Regions from separate parts of the Homo sapiens genome. Here region 2 is linked to region 1. Evidence: chromatin contacts called from ENCODE Hi-C or POLR2A ChIA-PET data. All regions are on one chromosome and are shown on one strand. The core of a region is the stretch at or near the end of the contact, and the rest is flanking DNA. Distances in the headings are between cores, read along the strand shown.

Region 1 (3,246 bases), core at 480-2,979:
GTTTCATTTTTAATATTGCCACATTCCAATGGCAGGTTACACCGTGGTTGATGAAAAGGAATTTAATAGTTTTACAGATTTTAACTTTTTTTTTTTTAATTTTTTGAGACTGAGTTTTGCTCTTGTTGCCCAGGCTGGAGTGCAGTGGCGCAATCTCGGCTCACTGCAACCTCTGCCTTCCAGGTTCAAGCGATTCTCCTGCCTCAGCGTTTCTGAGTAGCTGGGATTACAGGCATGTGCCACCACGCCCGGCTAATTTTGTATTTTTAGTAGAGACGGGGTTTCTGCATGTTGGTCAGGCCGGTCTCGAATTCATGACCTCAGATGATCTGCCGGCCTTGGCCTCCCAAAGTGCTGGGATTACTGGTGTGAGCTACTGCGCCTGGCCCAGATTTTAACATTTTATCTACTTGTCTCTTTCATAGAATATTTGAAAATTACCCCCCCAAAAACTAGTTTCTAAGCTATGGAAAAAGCAATCTCATATAAGAATGAAATCTCTTTAAGATATTTCACATTTGTGCATATGTAGAGGAAGGGTAAAAGCATAAAATGAAGTATCATACTTTTGGAACTCATATACTTGCAAAATTTTATAACAAGATGGCTTTATTTTTTAGACAGCTTAGTGGAAAAGCACTGGCTCTCCTAAAGTTTTAAAATGTTGTGACTTAATTTAGAGTATAGGCTTATTAAAAGATAAAGAATAATGGTTTTTTAAAAATTATTCTTTCTGTAATTTCAGACCTCAGCCTTTTGCCTAAATTTCCTTTCACTTCTTTGTAAAAAGGATGAATATTTTTAGTACACTGTCCTGGCACAAATCCTCCTTACAGGCTCAGATTTTCTCAGTGGTGACTAAAGCAGTTCAGCTGCTTCCAAGTTCTACATTTCATCTCCTTTTCTGTTGCACCTCCCTCCTCCCCAGCCCCCTCCTTTGCAGCTGCTTTATTGGCAAAGCTCAGATCCTTTGATAGATCTCAATCCCATCATGGCCCTTCAAAAGAAGAATTTAAGCTCACCTTTTATATAGCTTTTCTGATAGCCACAATTTCTGCATTAAAAATCTGAGGGATGACAAAGTCCCTATGCATACTAGTTAGGAATTTCTTAGAACCTCTCTTCCATTTACTATACTGTTTCCCATGTTCTTTTGGGTGTTTTTCATATTGATGGTTGGATATCATTACAACAATTACTTTTGGCTGTTTTTAGGTCTTCAGCTGCTACTGGGATACCTCTTCTATATTTTCAAAGTAACCAGTGTCATTTCATAATTGTTTATTATACAGCTTAAGATATAAGCACCATATACAGATTTCAGTAAAAGCAAAATTTGAAGCTGTTTTCAATTTAGGAAACACATCGTCTATTTATAAGCAATTTGATGTGTATAGTTTCATATCAGCAATCCGTGCAGTTTTCTCTTTGGTGTGTGCAACTAGTAAGTTCCTTTAACTATATGTTGCCAAATAGAGCTTTGTTATGTTCTCATCTTGTTGTGTGACTTGGATGTTGACTGCAGCCTGGGAAAAAAAACTGTTGTAGAGTCTATCAGAAAAGAAGAGGCAGCTTTACAAATGGCATCTCCCCACAGCCCTCCATTGCATTTGTTGTGCATCTGGTTGTCTCTGTTGCTGGTTTTTCTGCTTTCTTGTAGTCTCAGTTTCAGATGAGTGCCTCTTTTAGGGGGGAGAGGCAGTGGCAGCAGAGGAAACATTTCCCTTGGCCCACCTCCAAGCAGCACTAAGTGTGAGTCTCATAGGAACCTCTTTAGATTGAAAACTCATCAATTTATATCTAAAATGCAAGTAGTTCTTCAGTGAACTGTGCTTCAGGTTGATTGTTAAGTACATATGGCCTCCAGTTTTCTCTTATTTTCATTCGAATTTACATAGGCTAAAGCTAGTGAAGTTTCAGTAGGTGTACCGAAAGCTCAGAAATGGAATTCATTTTAACTCAAGCCTTTTAAGAAATAAATACTGCCTTTTAGAGTAAAAAAAACCTACAACATTAAAGGATAGAGAAACGTCTAATAAAAACAAATGACAAAATTTGATTAATTTGCACTTCAGATTGCTTCTAATTTAGCGTGAGGACTGATACTATTTACTTTAGCAAAATGTGTGTGTGTACATGTGTGTGAATATATATCACACAAGTAGTCAATAAAAAGGGGTATTTGGGAAGAGTGTTAAGTAGTTGACATACTTCTGTAATAAATGCACCCAAATTAAAATTAAGCTATGTCTGGCCAGGCGCAATGGCTCACGCCTGTAATCCCAGCACTTTGGGAGGCCGAGGCGGGCGGATCACGAGGTCAGGACATCGAGACCATCCTGGCTAACACGGTGAAACCCCGTCTCCACTAAAAATACAAAAAATTAGCCAGGTGTAGTGGCGGGCGCCTGTAATCCCAGCTACTCGGGAGGCTGAGGCAGGAGAATGGCGTGAACCTGGGAGACGGAGCCTGCAGTGAGCTGAGATTGCGCCACTGCACTCCAGCCTGGGCGACTGAGTGAGACTCCGTCTCAAAAAATAAATAAAATAAAATAAAATTAAGATAAATTAAACTATTTCTCTTCTCCACTCCCCCCCACTTTTGTGCTCACCTTCATTCTCTAGTACCATGCCCCAAAAGCAAATATGTCAGTGAACTCTGAGAACCTTTGAACAGGCAGTTTGCTGTAAGTACAGTGTTTATATTTATGACATATTTACGATATATTAACATATTCCAGATGTAATGGCCATCAGAATTCAGCAAGCTGGATTCAGTTGCCAAATAATTGAATAGTGAACTAAAAGCTATAAGCATTGAACTGAAGAGAAACCAGATACAAACCAAATACAAATACAAACCAACGCAAATACAAACCAAAGCTTATGATAGAGTTGGGAGGGTGATTTCAAGGGAAAGGGGTGAGATGAGGTGTACTCAATAAACTTTAACTGATACCTGCTGTCTGCCAAGTACTGTTCTAGATGATACAAGGGTGAAGGACAGATGGGTACAATTCGTGCTCTCAAGGTGTGTTGAGACAGGTATAGCTATAATTGCAACCGTTTCGATAAATATTCTGTTAGAACCATGCACTGGGAGATGTTTGTGTCCACCAAGGGCAGCTAATCCAGCCTGAAATGGTCAAGAATGGCTTCCAAAAGGAAGAGGTAACATTTAAGCTTCATCTTAATGAGCGACAAGGAGTTCCCAGGCATTTGAAGAGAGCATTCTAGAGAGAACAG
Region 2 (3,291 bases), core at 490-2,989, 480 kb before region 1:
TCAGCCTGGGCAACACAGCAAGACCCCATCTCTCCAAAAATTTTTAAAAAATAACCGGGCATGGTGGTGCACATCTGTGGTCCTAGCTACTGGGGAGGCTGAGGTGGGAGGATCACTTAAGCCCAGCAGTTCAAGGCTGCAGTGAGCTGTGATCCTGTCACCGTACTCCAGCCTGGGTAACAGAGGGAGACTCTGTCTCTGGAAAAATTAAAAAAAGAAGTGAGACTGGGACAGATCTGGCCATGGCAGAGGAGAGCCAGGGTCAAGGGAAGGTTTTATTTGGAATAAGAAGGAGCAGACCCACTCAGTCCTATATCCTTGGCCCAAGCCTGTCCTGCTCACTCTCACTACCCTACCCTTCTGGCTCTGGCTCCCAGAGATGCTACTTGCTCTTGAAAATTCTGGCTGGGGGAGGTGGGAGGGAGTGATATAGACAGACTGTCAGATTCAGAGTAGGGAGGCCCAGATACAGGGCATGGTCACCTAGATGTCAGCTGCAGATCCAGGGCAGGGGTGCTGGTATCCTGGGCCCTGCTCCCCCTCTCATTCCCCACCTTCATCGAGCTGGGGCCTTTCTTCATGGAGCTCTAAGAAGGAGAGGAGAGGCAGGAGGGAGCTGGAGGTGGGGTAGAGCACCAGGAGGCTCCGTAGGCATCTGGAGAAGTGAGGAGGGACAGAGAGGAAATATTAACTCAGTCAGGGAGCCGTCAAGGTCCAGAGTTGGGAGTCTGTGATAGTTCAGGTCCTAGGCCTGCCCCCACCTCGTCAAGTGATGCTAGGCTCTGTCCTATCATATCCGAGCCTCCGAGCCCAATCTGTGACCAGACAAGGCTAAACAAGCTGACCCCACTGGCCTTCCTGCCACGTCTTCCTGAGAGGTGAGAAGCAAGGGTCAGTCTGTGCTGCTCTGGATGGGAGTGGAGCTGGGAGCCAGGGCAGGGCAGGGCAGGGGATGACAGGCACCACTGCGCCATGTTCCAGCCCTTCTATCTGTGTGGAGGACACGGCTGTGAAATGTAAGTAAAACCCAAGTCTAATTTCCTCGGTCAGAAGGAGGAGGCACTGCAGCATTTTCAAACCCTAATTAAACCCGCTCGGGCGGTGTAACACCAAAATCAGTTCCAAGATCAATATTGCTATTCATTTAGAAGTGTAACGAGGTTAGAGAGGTGAGCAAAGGAAATAATTAACTCATTTGCAGCCTTTTTAAACAGAAACAGTCGTTTTAATCTCCAGGGTAATTAGCTATGCTCTGTCCATCAATCATGACCTCAGCCATTATTTTAAGTATTTGATTAATCAAGGAGGAAAGGGGTTAAGCCACCCCTCCAAGCCCCCAACATTGGCCCACGTATTGGGGATGACCCCTGGGCAGGCACTAGAAACACTTCTCCGGGCGGGGGGCAGTCTAGGCCAGCATTGAGAGTGGCCAGCAGGGAAGGGCTACAGCACAGAGGGTGTCCCAGGTGAGACACGTGGGCAGGTGGGGAACAGCTCCCTCTCCTGGCTGGTCTCCTGCGAGAGGACAAGCCCTCCCTGGGCATGGAAGTGCTGGGGCCCTGGAGCCCCAGGTCCTGGTCCATGTACCGCGCCTGGCTTGCTGAGTGACCTCAACAAGTCCCTGCTACCATTTCTGTCCGTCCTAGGTGGAGACGGAAGCCCATGGAATTAATCCGGAGCTCACGGGTTCTAAGTGCCCAGGGGCCTCCGGCCACTGGAGGGCAGCAGAGCCCCAGGGACCCCTGAGCCCGTGGGCTGGGCTTGCCAGAAGCGGGCGGCGGCTGCGCGGGAGCTGCTGCCTTGGGAAGCCTGGGTTCTGGCGGATCCGATGGGAAAGTCCGGTCTGGCTGCCATCTCCAAGGCCTCACGGCAGCCGGAGGGGTGGGTAGCCCCGATAAGTGTCCTCATTTGGCAGACGAGAACCAAAGCTTCGGGGAGTGCCAGGACCTCCCCGTCCGGGCCCCCACACCCCAGTTCCTGAGGCTCATTCCTGAAACCTGGAGGGGACGCCCCCGGAGATGAGGAGGGCAGAGCTGCCCGGACTGGCCTCTGTCTTGTTCTGACAGCCCGGGCGTGGCCACCCTTCTCAGCCAAAAGGGGATCCTGGGGGAAGCCAAGGCCCAGACATGGGGCCTCAGATGGGGGAAACTGAGGCCCAGAGAGAGGCAGGGCTGTGCTGATGTTCTCATTAGTATTTGTTAGCAAATGTGGGGCACAGAGTCACTGCCTCAAGGTCCTTATGATGCACTCGGGAAAACCGTGTGCAGATGGTGACCAGGCCGTGGGTGAGAGAGCTCTAGGAGGCAAGCCCGGGGTGGGGAGCCCCGCGGGGCAGTGGGCACAGCCCAGGCAGTCCAGGGAAGCCTCCTGAAGGAGGGGGCCTCTGAGCTGACTCAGAATGAAAGGTGGAGAAGTGTATTCCTGACAGGGAGGAACTGGTGCAGGGCACGAAGGAGTGGGAGTCGGTTGAATGAGTCGTGAATTGGGCATGGCTGGCCCACAGGCCCTGCAGGAGAGCAGGAAGGTGACAGGAGCCTAGGATATGGAGGGGGATCCAGGAGTGTGAGCGGAGGCTCTGGAAGGGATGCGTGAGGGCGGCTAGGGTTCATGTGGCCTGCCCTGCTGAGCCCGTTTCTGTCCACTCTAAACAGCTGTGCTGGGCGTTGGACCTGCCCTATGGTGCTTGATGTCGCTGGACCCGGGACCACCTCTTAGTGCTGTCCTCCTCTCTAGAGCCCAGATGAAAAATGACGAGTCCTTGGGAGGGCAGGGGTTGGGGAGCAAGTGTTCCTAAAGGTTCTGGGAATTCAGGGGTTGGGGAAAAGGAGACAGCCAGGATAGACATAGGCCGAGCCCACATCGACCTTCCTTCCAAGACAGCCCCTCACTGCCCTGTGCCATGCCAGTGCCAGCACCATCATCACTGGAAAGGCCTCTCCTTGCATGCCTTTGGCTTTGGGGAGCTCACCACCTCAAACAGCTCTAATGGGGAGAAATTTTCTTCAGCTGCTGTCTCTTGTCTCTCTACAGTCCCTGGCTCTTTGCCTGGGGTACCCTGAGAGCCCTGCCTCAGAGTCTTCTGGGACATCGCTGGGGTGCCCAAGACTGCAGTAGTCAGTCCCATGGGCAGGCAGGGAGTACTGACTGTCATCATCAGCCAACGAGCAACCAGAAAGGCCAGGGGACTTGGCTGGCTGGCCTAGCTGGCATCGGATTTGGGGGGAGTCTTCCAGCCCCAGGCACTGTCTCGGCAGACTGGGGGAGGGCAGGAAGGATGGGAATATGGAAGCA

The links. A loop is a pair of places that touch in the nucleus more often than their neighbours do. ChIA-PET counts read pairs that join two places held with the same protein, here RNA polymerase II (POLR2A). Pooled maps may share reads with other maps.
Region 2: a pooled map shows a loop between it and region 1 (2.5-fold over the local background). The contact joins two enhancer-like sites. A Hi-C loop is called at or near these places in 2 of 50 pooled maps. POLR2A ChIA-PET finds 5 or more read pairs at or near these places in 2 of 52 experiments (BJ and MCF 10A).

The regions. Positions count from the first base shown.
Region 1 is chr15:77,058,388-77,061,633 of GRCh38, reverse strand. All of the region lies in intron 1 of TSPAN3 (tetraspanin 3), which reads left to right. Among named protein-coding and RNA genes, the nearest start is that of TSPAN3, 11 kb to the left of the region's middle. Within about 2 kb of position 1,729, at least 6 of the 41 ENCODE cell types and tissues checked have a DNase peak (open chromatin) inside an H3K27ac peak, as active enhancers do.
Region 2 is chr15:77,541,944-77,545,234 of GRCh38, reverse strand. No RefSeq gene overlaps it. Among named protein-coding and RNA genes, the nearest start is that of LINGO1, 89 kb to the left of the region's middle. RefSeq lists a silencer at 1,335-1,549 and an enhancer at 3,053-3,291. Within about 2 kb of position 1,739, at least 21 of the 41 ENCODE cell types and tissues checked have a DNase peak (open chromatin) inside an H3K27ac peak, as active enhancers do.